2 separate regions of the Homo sapiens genome follow, and region 1 is linked to region 2. A link is a contact called in ENCODE Hi-C or POLR2A ChIA-PET data. All regions are on one chromosome and are shown on one strand. Each heading gives the region's core, a stretch centred on a gene start or an enhancer-like site at or near the end of the contact. The rest is flanking DNA. Distances are from core to core; before and after follow the strand shown.

Region 1 (6,172 bases), core at 576-3,075, 90 kb after region 2:
AATGTACTCTGTGTTCTAGGTGACCAAGTCGCTGGCTAAAATTCAGGGATTCTGTGACTAAGGAAGAAAATAGCGAGGAAGCAACTGATAGTGTTGGTCTCAGAGACCAAACCATGCTAATGAAATGCAGATTCTCTGGTAAACCAGAAGGCCAAGTTATTCAAGAACAGTAAGACTATAATTGTCAGCCAGATGAGAGTGCCTGAGTTGGCTGACCATTTCAATCTCTTCCCAGTAGGCTAGTCTAAATGGTTAGAAGATTAATGGATCGGACTATGAGAGCCTGATAGGTCCCTTTCCATTTCAGGACCTACAAACCTGCCAGGAGAACTAAAACATTCCTGCCAGCCTGGGAGGGAGCCCTTTTTCTGGGATGATGCTAGAGATGCTTGGACAAACTCTGGCCCCTCAACATTTCTTTACCTGAACCCATCCTAGCTTTATACACTACAATTCTACTTATATTTGTTACATTTTAGATGTTGGGAAGAGATTTTGAAGACATACTAGCTCTTTGTTGTGAACTTGGGATTTGCTATTGTCTCATCAGCAGTGTTCATTAACTTGATAAACATTTATTGAGCACCTACTTTTTGCCAGGTATTGCATTATGCTAGGAGTGAATAAGAACCTGTCCTTAAGTTGACTGCAGTATCTAAAGAATAGGGAAAGTGATGGGCAAGCATTTGAGAAATGAGTAGGCATTCACTGAGCAAGAGGAATGAAAAGCCATCCCAGGTGAAGGGAAGGCATGTGCAAAGGCTTGGGAGACACCAAAGAACATGACGTGTTTGGGAAAAAGAAGTAGCTGGGTGGGGCTTGTCGGGAGGAGATGCTGGAAGGGTGGCCTCTTCAGCATCCATTCTCTCTCAGTAACTACCCCATTTTCCTTGGGGTATCCACCCTCCCTACACTTCCCATATTTTTTGGAGGAAGTCGACTCCACCCTGGCCTAGGCTTGGGGTAAATAGCCCCAGTATAGACTAATCAGCAAAATCCCTTCTTGCCTGCAGATGGGCAAATGACCCAATTCTGACCTGAGAGACTGGAGAAGACTTTGCTGGCAGGTTCAGGGAAAGAAGCTCTCTCCCTTTCTCCTTCTATACAGCATGGAGCATAGGTGTGAAAACAGGAATTGTGGCAGCCGTTTTCTCACCATGAGAAAAGCCTGCCTGAGCATGAAGACAACACCATGGAGGGCAGAGAGGAAAACACCAAGAAGAAGAAGGGGTTTTGATGACATTGTGGTGCTATTGAGTCAAACCTACACTGAAGCCTCCTTGAGCCCTCGGCTTTAGGCAGCTTGGGGCTGCAATGTGAAGGACCTTGGGGCTTAGCTTTTATTCTGGGGCAATGGGAAACAATAGACAGCTTCAAGGAGGGGGGCAAGCCCACTGGACCTGAATTGTAGGAAGTTGTCTGCAGTGCTGAGTGCAAAGAGCCTGGGCCAAAGCCAGAAATGAGGACCTGAGCCAAGACAGGAGAAGAGGAAAGAGTCTGAGAGCCACTTGGGTGACAGAAGCCAGACTAACTGGATTAAGAGGGCATGAGGAAGAGGGTGTGTGCTTTAGGAAGAGGCTAAAACTCTTAGCCTGACTACATGAATGGAGAAACTCCCCTTCCCCCTTCTTTTGCCTCTATCACTGTCCCCCTGGGAAATCATGTCCACTGCCAAACCCTGTATTCTCCTCTTCTGCAGATTCATGCCTCTGATTACAATTCTTTATGGGCATGCCTGGTCCTTTGGAGCAGGGACCATGCCTCGTCATCTTCACATCCCCAGGGACTAGCCTGGCACATGGTTGGCACCGGGTCAAGGCTGACTTGGATTGAGTTCTCGCTGAGCTAGGCATGAGCTGCACCCTCCCCCTGCCCCCAGGGCTTAGTCATCTGTTTCATAAGCAGCTTCCAAAAGCTGCAGCCCCAATACCCAGCTTCCTTGTTGTTGGCAGGTGTTGGCAGCCCTGAGTGCCAGAACGCCAGGGAGCCAGCCACTGGGAACATGCTAGGGTGGTGAGCAGGAGCCAACTAATCAGGGCTCATATACATTTACGAGAGGCGTGTGTGTGCTCCCCAGGAGAGCTGTAACGACACTCCCTTTCCAGGAAACACAAACCAGGCCTCTTTCCTTTCTTTTTTCTCACCTGTCCTGTCTTGTGGCCAGAAGCACATTCATTGGCTTTCCATGCTTCTAAAATAAATCAAATTGGGGGCCACACCCTTCCAAGCTACTTTAGGTTTGCTCCGTGGAAGCTTTAACCCCTTATCATCCCACCAGGCCTGAAATGCTTGGGTTCCAATTTACAAAAATATTAACTTTTTATGTCCTTTCAGAAGAAGGATCTCAGTTTTCCTGATGTCTGCTCCCCTGCCCTGGAATTTCTCCCTCTGCTCATAATTCATCCCAAGGATGTTGACTTCTGTGTTTTGGGATGGTCAGGGGCTAAGTGGCATGGAGGGCAAATAGATTAACCTTTTACCAACTTTCCAAAGCCCTTCCTCCTTGTTCTTTTTTGTTTTTGTTTTTTTGAGATGGAGTCTCACTCTGTCACCCAGGCTGGAGTGCAGCAGCATGATCTCATCTCATTGCAACTTCCGCCTCCCAGGTTCAAGTGATTCTCCTGCCTCAGCCTCCTGAGTAGCTGGGACTACAGGCGCATGCCACCACGCCCAGATAATTTCTGTATTTTTAGTAGAGATGGGGTTTTGCCATGTTGGCCAGGCTGGTCTCAAACTCCTGACCTCATGATCCACCCACCTCGGCCTACCAAAGTGCTGAGATTACAGGCGTGAGCCACTGCGCCTGGCCCTTCCTTGTTCTTTTTATCTCGGCCTCCTCTGGGCTTTTGGAAGGCCTCTTCTTTCTCTAACCCCAAGGTTTTCCTCATTACTCCTCCAAGATTTCAAGGTTTTCCTCTTGTCAGTTTCGTTATGGAAACTCCTGGTTCCCCGCTAGCCTGCGCTCCTCAGTAGGGCTCTGAAACTCAGCTCTCATCTGCCCCAGTGTTATGTTGTTTTTTTCCCTGTCGCTATGGCAGGGATTAAGACAGGAGCCAGGGAAGAAGGGCGGGGGGAGGAAAGTGAGCACGGAAAGGCAGAAGAACGATGGGAGAGAGCCTGATTGGAGGGTGTCAGAGCTGAAGGAAACCGACAGAGAAATGGGCTGAGTGTGTCAAGGGAAGGAAGAGGGATTTGTTTTTCGTTGTTCTATTTTGGTTTTGGTTTTATAGTTTGGATTTGTTTCCAGAGATGAAGAGAAATGTACTTAGTGCTGAATCTCCCCCAACATAGAGTCATGGCTAAAGAAATCCCTCTCGCATCGTCAGTAATCCAGGGGCAATCTTTAGATCCCAGATGGAATAGGGAAAACTCTCAAAAAAGCTTCCAGTTATTCTCAATTCACTTTATGGACAAGCCTGCCCAGTCAGTGTGACAAAGTGACCCAGTACCACTCTGAGACCAGGCAAGCCCTGCCCTTTGGAGATCCCTTCCCCGCAGGCCTCCCTTTGTCCCTGGGGCGAGGGGGTCCTCAGGGCTGAGGGTGATGCCCAGACAGAGTCTATGCCCACACCCACCCCTTCCAGCCCATGCTCCATACTCAGGACCCCAGAATCTCTGCCCGAATGGCCCAAGCCCACTTCCAGGTTCTGGGTGGGCCTGTTTCCATGGTCCACCCTCTCAAGGTAGCCTGTGCAGCCAGTGGCCAAGGGATAGCTGCTTGGGACTGGGCAGTGGGCAGAACCCGGAGGTGCAGGCTGGTGTCAAGCATGTGCACTTGAGAAGGGGCCCTGGCTGAGGGTTGGAACAAACGGCAGGCAGGCCCTGAGCGGGGCTGCCTTTCCTTCTGCTGCTGCATTCTGGTCTGAAGAGTCTGAGGATTCTAAAGTCATACCTGGCCTTCCAGAATGTTATGGAGGTTCATTTGTGAAGACAGGAGAAGAAGACAGGTTTTATTGAATAATTTCTTATCTTGACTTATAGCTTTTAAATATTTAGATACATGGTATGTGAATTGTTGTTTGAATTCTTGCCCTGGTCCCACAAACCTGTGATAAAATGAAGATTTGCGTGATGGAAACGACTCTATTTCCAAATCTCTTCTGCTCCATGTTCCAGTCTTTCTCTGCCAAATGCCTTCATTTGAATGCTCTCATCCTGTGTGAGTCTGTAAATCAGCCTACCACTGAGTAGAAGAAATGGTAGTGGCCATTTTGTGTTCTCAATTTATTTTCACACACACACACACACATATATATATATGTGGTCTAGCTTCTGAACCCCCTTTCTGTGTTTGGGGAGTATCCCACTCACACACACACACTTTTCTGAGCCATGGTGGGGAACAGAGCTCACATCCCAGAACACAAAGCAAACATTGCTAAGAACTTGTCGTGGCCAACACTACCAGTGGCTTCCCCAGATGTCCACTCTCCCCTTCTCCTTTAATAAGAGAACCCTCAATGTTTAGCTGGGCACATGGCTGCCTGGGCCAAAGACTACATTTCCCAGACTCTTTTCTGCCAGATGTTGCCAAGCGACCAAGTTTCAACCATTGAGACAGAAGTGATATGGGCAATTTCCAGGAAGTGGTTGTAAAGGGAGGGAGGGGGCCTGCTTCTTACCCTTTTCTCCTTCCTGATATCTGGAATGTGGACTTGATGGCAGGCTCCCAAGCAGCCTTATTGGTCCATAAGGCAGTGTGCAAAGGCAGTGCAGAAGGAGCTCCAGAGTGGTCTCGCTCCAACTTTGTTTGCCTTCAAACTTTTTTACATAGAGAAAAAAAAAAACTCTTTCTTTTTTTTTTTTTTTTTTTTTTGAGAAAGGGGTCTCGCTTTTTTGCCTAGGCTGGAGTGTGGTGGCGTGATCATAACTCACTGCAGCCTCGATCTCCCAGGCTCAAGTGATCCTCCCACCCCAGCCTCTTGAGTAGCTGGGACTACAGGCGTGCACCACCACACCTGGCTAATTTTTGTATTTTTGCAAAGATAGGGTCTTGCCGTGTTGCCTAGGCTGATCTCAAGCTCCTGGGCTCAAGTGATCCACCTGCCTTGGCCTCCCAGGGTGCTGGGATTACAGATGTGAGCCGCCATGCCTGGCCAAAAAATAAAGTTCTATGTTGTTTAGACCATAATTATTTTGAGTCTTCTATCTAAATAGATAGAACTCAAGCCAAAATAACACATTTGTCTTCCCAGACTCTCTTGTAGCTAGGTCACAGCCTGTAACCAGGCTCCACGAAGGGCAGGCTCTCTGGTCCAGGCAGCCTCAGCAATAGGCTCGAGACCTGGGCAGCAGTGGTTGCCCCCGGTGTTCAGTACCAGGGGCATGTGTGAGGCAAGATGAGGTGCCCAGTGCTTGGTGGCAGTGGTGGCTCCTTACTGAACAGGTTCTGCCATGTGATTTTATGATTTTGGGCACTGTTTTTGGCTATATGGCCTCAACCCTGGTCCTCCAGTCCACCTGATGATTTTGTGAATATCCAACATCCTGTTAATAAATTCCCATTCTGCTTACATCTGCCAGAGTTGGTCAGTAACCCAGTCTTAGCCCCTGTCAAACTACTTTTTAACAATAAGATTTTACCAAGATTGTTGGTTTTGCCATTAGATGAGTCCATGGAATAATCTCAAACTCAACGTGAGGCATGAATTCCATTTAAAGTCAGACAGTCCTAACAATTCTTGTTTCTGAGGGTGCTGTTGATGGGGGCAAAATTGGGTTCTTTGGAATATTCAGTGTCTCTTGGCATAGGGATATGTGCCATCTACGAGGTGAAACATGATATTTTTGGGGGAATACCAACAACAAAAATTAAATACAAATTTAATTAAATGAATACAAAATTAAATTAGAAGTACATTCAAAGGGTACAGCACTTCACTTGTTCAGAAGTGATTTATGCGGCAACCCCAGCTATTTGGAACACTGCCAGGAACCAGAAAATGAGCAGAAATCAATACAACCCCCAAAACCAATGAACAGACAAACAACAACTCTCAAAGCAAAACAAGACAAAAAACACTATTCACAGCCAAAATAAATGTCACAGGATCCACTGCCTAGATTTTATGTATTTATTCACAGGTGCACCATCTTGACCCTCCTTCAGAGCATATTTACTGTTTGTGTAGACAAAGTTTGAGGAACAATTTGGATGAGGAACGTCCCATTC
Region 2 (6,057 bases), core at 3,297-5,796:
ATCATTGCCAAATCTAATGTTGTGAAGCTTATCTCCTGTGTTTCCTTCGGTGAGTTTTACAGCTTTAGGCCTTACATTTGGGTCTTTGATGCATTTTGAGTTAATCTTTGCATATGGTGTTAGGCAAGTGTCCAACTTCATTTACACGTGGATATCCAGTTTTCCCAGCACCATTTGTTGAAAAGACTGTCCTTTCCCCATTGAATGGTCTTGGCACTTTTGTCAAAAATCACTTGATAATAGTCAAGTTAATTAATAATTATATTGATTAACAATTAATATAATTATAAAATTATATTTTATGACTACATTGGTATAAAGAAAAATATATTAATATTATATATTAAAACTTTTTTTCAGGCTGGGCATGGTGGCTCACGCCTATAATCCCAACACTTTGGGATGCCAAGGCGGGTGGATCACCTAAGGTCAGGAGTTTGAGACCAGACTGGCCAACATGGTGAAACCCTGTCTCTACTAAAAATACAAAAAATTAGCCGGGCGTGGTGGCGGGCGCCTATAATCCCAGCTCCTCAGAAGGCTGAGGCATGAGAATCGCTTGAACTTGGGAGGAGGAGGCTGCAGTGAGCCGAGGACATCACACCACTGCACTCCAGCCTGGGGGATAGAGGGAGACTCTTACTCCAAAACAAAACAAAAAAAATAAAACTTTTTTTCAATGTAAAAGTTAATTTTTTTCTTCTGATTTTCAAAAGAAATGAAAACATGTTTATGTATTCCTAAACATATCCTGGGTCTCGGGCATGATACCTCCTGTGTGAGCCCTGCTCTCCACACGGTGGCAGGGTTCTGTCTCTTTATGATGTGTGCAAGATGACACTAGATGCTATGAGGACCATCTGTTTTTTAAGCAGGTAACCACACTGAACATGTTAAACAATATGTATCATGTGCTGAGTGTTTACTGTGTGCCAAGTGCTTCAAACTCATCATTTAAGTTAAAGAACAGCCCTGTCAGATAGGAACTACTCTCTGCCCTCCATGGCCAGCATATACAAAGAGGTATATTTTTCCAAATGCTTCCATACATTGTTTCTAAATGTATATTACAGTCCATAGTATGAGGGACACCAGGGGACCCTCCAGTGGGCGCTACAAGATCTTAGGGAAGAGGGAAGCTGAGGGTGGGCTTTGGAGAAGAGTCATTACAGAGATGAAGTGGCAGGTGGCATGGAAAGGTATTTGGGAAGTGCGGAGGTGACAATAAGAACGGCACATTGGAGCGTCATGAGGAGACTTCCCAAGATGGAAGGGACTTGAGGTCTGGAACCGAGGGTGACCGGCAGGGTGGGTTTTGGAGAGTGAGAAACGTGGGCCCAATCTAATGTTCAGTGGAAGGTTCTTTGTCTCCCTAAGCCCTAAAATCCAGCGGTAAATCATCAATAACATAGCAAAGTTTTAGCCACCTTCCCTGTCTCAGTTCCTTCTTTGTTAAATGAGAGTCACGGTGCTTGCCCTGCAATCTCAGAGACTCAGTTCAAATGATTGTCAGCCCCACAGGTGGGGGAGCCGGTGTCTGATTCCGGCTGTATTGTCAGGGCCTCAGTGCTCAGTACAGGTTTGGTGGAGGAATGGACGCCATAGCCTACAATCCCAAAAGCTGCAGCCGCAGGAGGCAGCGTGGCTGGAGAAGGGTCCCGAGCCAGAAGAGGGCGCTCTTCAGCAAAACAAGGTTTGAAGGAAACCGCCAGGATGTTTCTGCAGGATGGCAGATGGAATTCACTTTAGGCTTTAGGATTTAGCAGGTCAAATCATTGCATTCTTATATCTAAACCTACCTCAGCCCTGGTTTCCTAACTAGAAAAAAGGACTAAAATGCAGTTTATTTCCTCTTTTTAAAAATTGTCCTCTTAATGCTTTAGGCACCTAAGAGAGATGCAATTATTTTTACTTTGGAGAGGCTTAAAAGAGCCACTGATTTCCTATAGCTCATGATTCTGCAGATCAGGGATGAAGGCAGGACTTGGCTGGGAATTTTTCTGCTGATTACAGCAATGACTGAGATCCTCCGTGGTATTCAGCGGCAGGATGAACTGGTCTGGGGGGTCTGAGATGGCTTCACTCACATGGCACAGAAGTAATTTTACATTTTGTGTGGTTATTTGACCATTGTCTGTCTCCCTTACTAGTCCAGAGGCTCCCAAAGGGTAGGGATTGTGTCTTTCTTGCCTATCATTTTATCCCTAGTGCCTAGCACAGTGCTGACCCATTAGAGTGTTTAATAAATATGTGTTAACTGACTCAATGATGTGATTCTTTATTTTTTATTTTTTATTTTTTTTTGAGATGGAGTTTTGCTCATGTTGCCCAGGCTGGAGTGCAATGGCACAATCTTGGCTCCCTGCAACCTCCACCTCCTGGGTTCAAGCAATTCTCCTCCCTCAGCCTCTTGAGTAGCTGGGATTACAGGCATGCGCCATCATGCCTGGATAATTTTGTATTTTTAGTAGAGACGGGGTTTCTGCATGTTGGTCAGGCTGGTCTTGAACTCCCAACCTCAGGTAATCTGCCTGCCTTGGCCTCCCAAAATGCTGGGATTACAGACATGAGCTACTGTGCCCGGCAATGATGCGATCTCTCTCTTTCTTTCTCCTTTCCTTTCCTTTCTTTTCCTTTCTTTTCTTTTCCTTCTTTCCTTCTTTCTTTCTTTTTCTTTTTTCAGAGTTTTGCTCTTTTGCCCAGGCTGGAGTGAAGTGGTACGATCTCAGCTCACTGCAACCTCTGCCCCCTGGGGTTCAAGTGATTCTTCTGCCTCAGCCTCCCAAGTAGCTGGGATTATCGGTGCCCACCACCACACCCGGCTAATTTTTGTATTTTTAGTAGAGATGGGATTTTGTCATGTTGGCCAGGCTGGTCTTGAACTCCTGACCTCAGGTGATCCACCCGCCTTGGCCTCCCAAAGTGCTGGGATTAGAGACATGAGCCACCGCACCCGGCCTATGATGCAGTTCTTATGAAAAGTGTCGGGATCATCAGAAAAAAGGCATAGGTGGGAGTTGCTGATGATAGTAGCTCAGTAAGTATGCAAATTGAGCTAAGCCCTTTATAACCTGGCTGTTGGTATTATTTATCCCCATTTTACAGATGAGGAGCTGAGGCTGCTGTTACACAGCTTCAAAGGTTGATGCACAAGAAACATCTTTTTTTTTTTTTTTTTTTTTTTTTTGAGAGACAGAGTCTTGCTCTGTCATCCAGGCTGGAGTGCTGGAATGCAGTGGCATGAGCCTCTGCCTCCCGAGTTCAAGCAATTCTCCTTCCTTAGCCTACTGAGTAGCTAGGACTACAGGTGCACGCCGCCACGCCCAGCTAATTTCTTTTGTATTTTAGTAGACATGGGGTTTCACCATGTTGCCCAGGCTGGTCTTGAATTCCTGAGCTCAGGCAATCCGCCTGCCTCGGCCTCCCAAAGTGCTAGGATTACAGGCGTGAGCCACCGCGCCAGGCCAGAAACATCTTTTTTGTATCTCAAAGCAGATGGCTGGGTGCGGTGGCTCATGCCTGTAATCCCAACTCTGGGAGGCCGAGGTGGGCGGATCCATTGAGGCCAGGAGTTTGAGACCAGCCTGGCCAACATCTCTACCAGAAATACAAAAATTAGCTGGGCGTGGTGGCGGGTGCCTGTAATCCCAGCTACTTGGGAGGCTGAGGGAGAAGGCGGAGGTTGCAGCGGGCCGAGATCGCGTCACTGCACTCCAGCCTGGGCGACAGAGTGAAACAAAACAAAACAAAAATTTTAAGCACAGCAATAACTTGCTTGTTCCCTGATAGTCCTGGGAGTAAATTCAGGATTATCGAGGACCAAGCAAATTATTAAAATTGATTATTTGGGAGATAAAAACCCGATGAAATAGCAAAAGGGTAGACGCCATGTTTTCAAATTAGTCACAAATATTCTGGATTCTTGCTTCTACAGTTATCCGAATAAAAGCAGCAAAACCACCCCAAAATTTGAGGTGAACATTACTTGGATGTCTGTCACCACATTCACCTAAAGCTGTTCCTTAACATCCACATACTTGTTTGTTTTTCTTCCTGGATTTATTTATTTTTGATGTTTCTACACACCTGGACTGCTCTCTGACATGGTATGCTTCTTTCGTTTTATCAAGTAACAGGCTGGCCTTTAGTCACAAGTGTGGCATTCGGGAAGCCAACATGGTTTAGTGATAGGGTTCTTGTTGGGTGTGCAGATTGGGGCATTTCACAGATTATCTGATGCTCAGTCTCTCTATGGGCTCTGCCTTGCCTAAAGGGCAAGTGTGTGTTCATCAAACAGGGCTTCTTTAGGCCTTGTTACTGTGATGGGGGAAATACTCCAAAGTGCCAGGAAACCCTGCCCGGGCAGGGAGCAGGACTTCTCAGTATCCCAGGGATTCGGATCTCAGCCCCCTGCAGCCAATCAGCAAAGGAGCTGTTTCAAACTGACAAGCAAAACAAAGCCCAACAAAAGCAGCTGGAGCCCAAACAAACAGAGTTGGGTGAGGTTGGGAAGGGGAGTCAGGTCTGGCGTCATCCGGCTCCAGGCCAGGCTGTTGCCATGGTGACAGCCAGTCCGTTTACCAGCGGGCAGCAGAGCCAGCTTTCTGAGGGGGAAGCCCAAGGAGGGGAGGAGGAGCAGGGGTGCCCCAGGGGAGCCTGCGCTTCTCCAAGTTACAGAAATCCATAGAGAAGGCTCGGCCACTTCCAGGGAGCAGTGCCTTCTCTCAGGAGCTGGGCAGGCAGCCCGGGGGGCAGTGGGCTGGGAGAAGCCGGCCTGAGAGGGACGGAAGTGTCCACTGAACAGGCAAAGAGGCCTCTGGGAAGGCTAGAAGGCTTTCTGGGCAGAACGGATTTGCAGCTGTGTTGGCTTTCTGGGCAAAAGATGAATTGAAGTAAATCACAGAGTGTTTTAAAATAAAAAACTCCCCCAAACCACACACACACACACACACACACACACACACACACACACACGCCAATGGAGGAGAGAGAGGGCTTTGGGAACCTCAGCGGTGGAACACGGAAATACCTTATATTCTTCTCCAGGAGCATTTTTTTTTCTACTCTGATAATGACAACTCAAGTAATTACCTGCAAGACAAGAAGAATGAACAACAGTCAATGCAAAATGTTAGAAAACATCTGCTTTGCAGGGCTTGTCTATCAAAGCCCGACTCTGTGCCTGAATGGTGTTCAGGTCCCTGAAGGTGGGCCGCTTTAGGATATAGACACTCTTTCTGGCCAACGGGCAATATGAGCCAAAACAAATGCAGTGGAAGAAAGAATCTTGGCATCTTCCTCCAGAAATCTTGCTGCAAAAGTGTCTATCACACAGAAGGAAAAATAGCTTATGATTCTACTCATGTGAGCTTCCTAGAGTAGTCAAATTCAAACAGACAGAAAGTAGAGGGGTGATTGCCAGAGGCCGAGGGGAGGGGAAAATGGGGAGTGAGTATTTAATGAGTATGAAGTTTCAATTTGGGAAGATGAAACATTCTGGAGATGATGGTGATGAGAGTTGCACAACAATGCGAATGTACTTAATGCCACTCAACTGTAGACTTTAAAAGTTTCAAACAGTAAACTTTGTTATGTATATTTTACCATAATAAAAATAAATGTGTCTGTCAGTAAAGACTGTCTTCTTGCTGCAGCAGGAAATGGTGTTGGCTTGAAGGCCAGCATCGAGGGCACGTGGGTTCACCTCTTTGAACCTCAGCTGTATCATCCATCAAATGGAACTTACACTATCTTCCTTACTGCCAACTGTGAAGAGTGGATATGAATGCATTTAGTGAACAGAAATGCACCATAAGAATGTAATTTTTTTTTTTTAATTTGAGATGGGGCCTCCCAAAATGTTGGGATTATAGGCATGAGCCACTGAGCCTGGCCAAGAATATAAAATGTGATTAAAGTATTATTTCAAAATTCATTGTTATGGTACCCAAATGCCAAGAGGCAAAAGGAAAGGAGAAAGGGAGAGTTTTGGAGGAAACTAAGGAAAGGGTTATTTATATCTGGCATTTCTAGGAATTGGAAAATACCCAAATACCG

Evidence for each region. A loop is a pair of places that touch in the nucleus more often than their neighbours do. ChIA-PET counts read pairs that join two places held with the same protein, here RNA polymerase II (POLR2A). Pooled maps may share reads with other maps.
Region 1: a loop to region 2 is called in a map of ascending aorta, with 9 times the contacts of the local background. The contact joins two enhancer-like sites. A Hi-C loop is called at or near these places in 10 of 168 maps with a recorded cell type or tissue (PC-9, ascending aorta, body of pancreas and 4 more) and 14 of 50 pooled maps. POLR2A ChIA-PET finds 5 or more read pairs at or near these places in 9 of 52 experiments (MCF 10A, OCI-LY7, SK-N-SH and 4 more).

Annotation. Positions count from the first base shown.
Region 1 is chr14:75,398,551-75,404,722 of GRCh38, forward strand. No RefSeq gene overlaps it. Among named protein-coding and RNA genes, the nearest start is that of JDP2-AS1, 26 kb to the right of the region's middle. Within about 2 kb of position 1,826, at least 26 of the 41 ENCODE cell types and tissues checked have a DNase peak (open chromatin) inside an H3K27ac peak, as active enhancers do; they include ascending aorta, body of pancreas, gastrocnemius medialis and 1 more, where a contact is called at or near this core.
Region 2 is chr14:75,306,310-75,312,366 of GRCh38, forward strand. No RefSeq gene overlaps it. Among named protein-coding and RNA genes, the nearest start is that of LINC01220, 15 kb to the left of the region's middle. Within about 2 kb of position 4,547, at least 26 of the 41 ENCODE cell types and tissues checked have a DNase peak (open chromatin) inside an H3K27ac peak, as active enhancers do; they include ascending aorta, body of pancreas, gastrocnemius medialis and 1 more, where a contact is called at or near this core.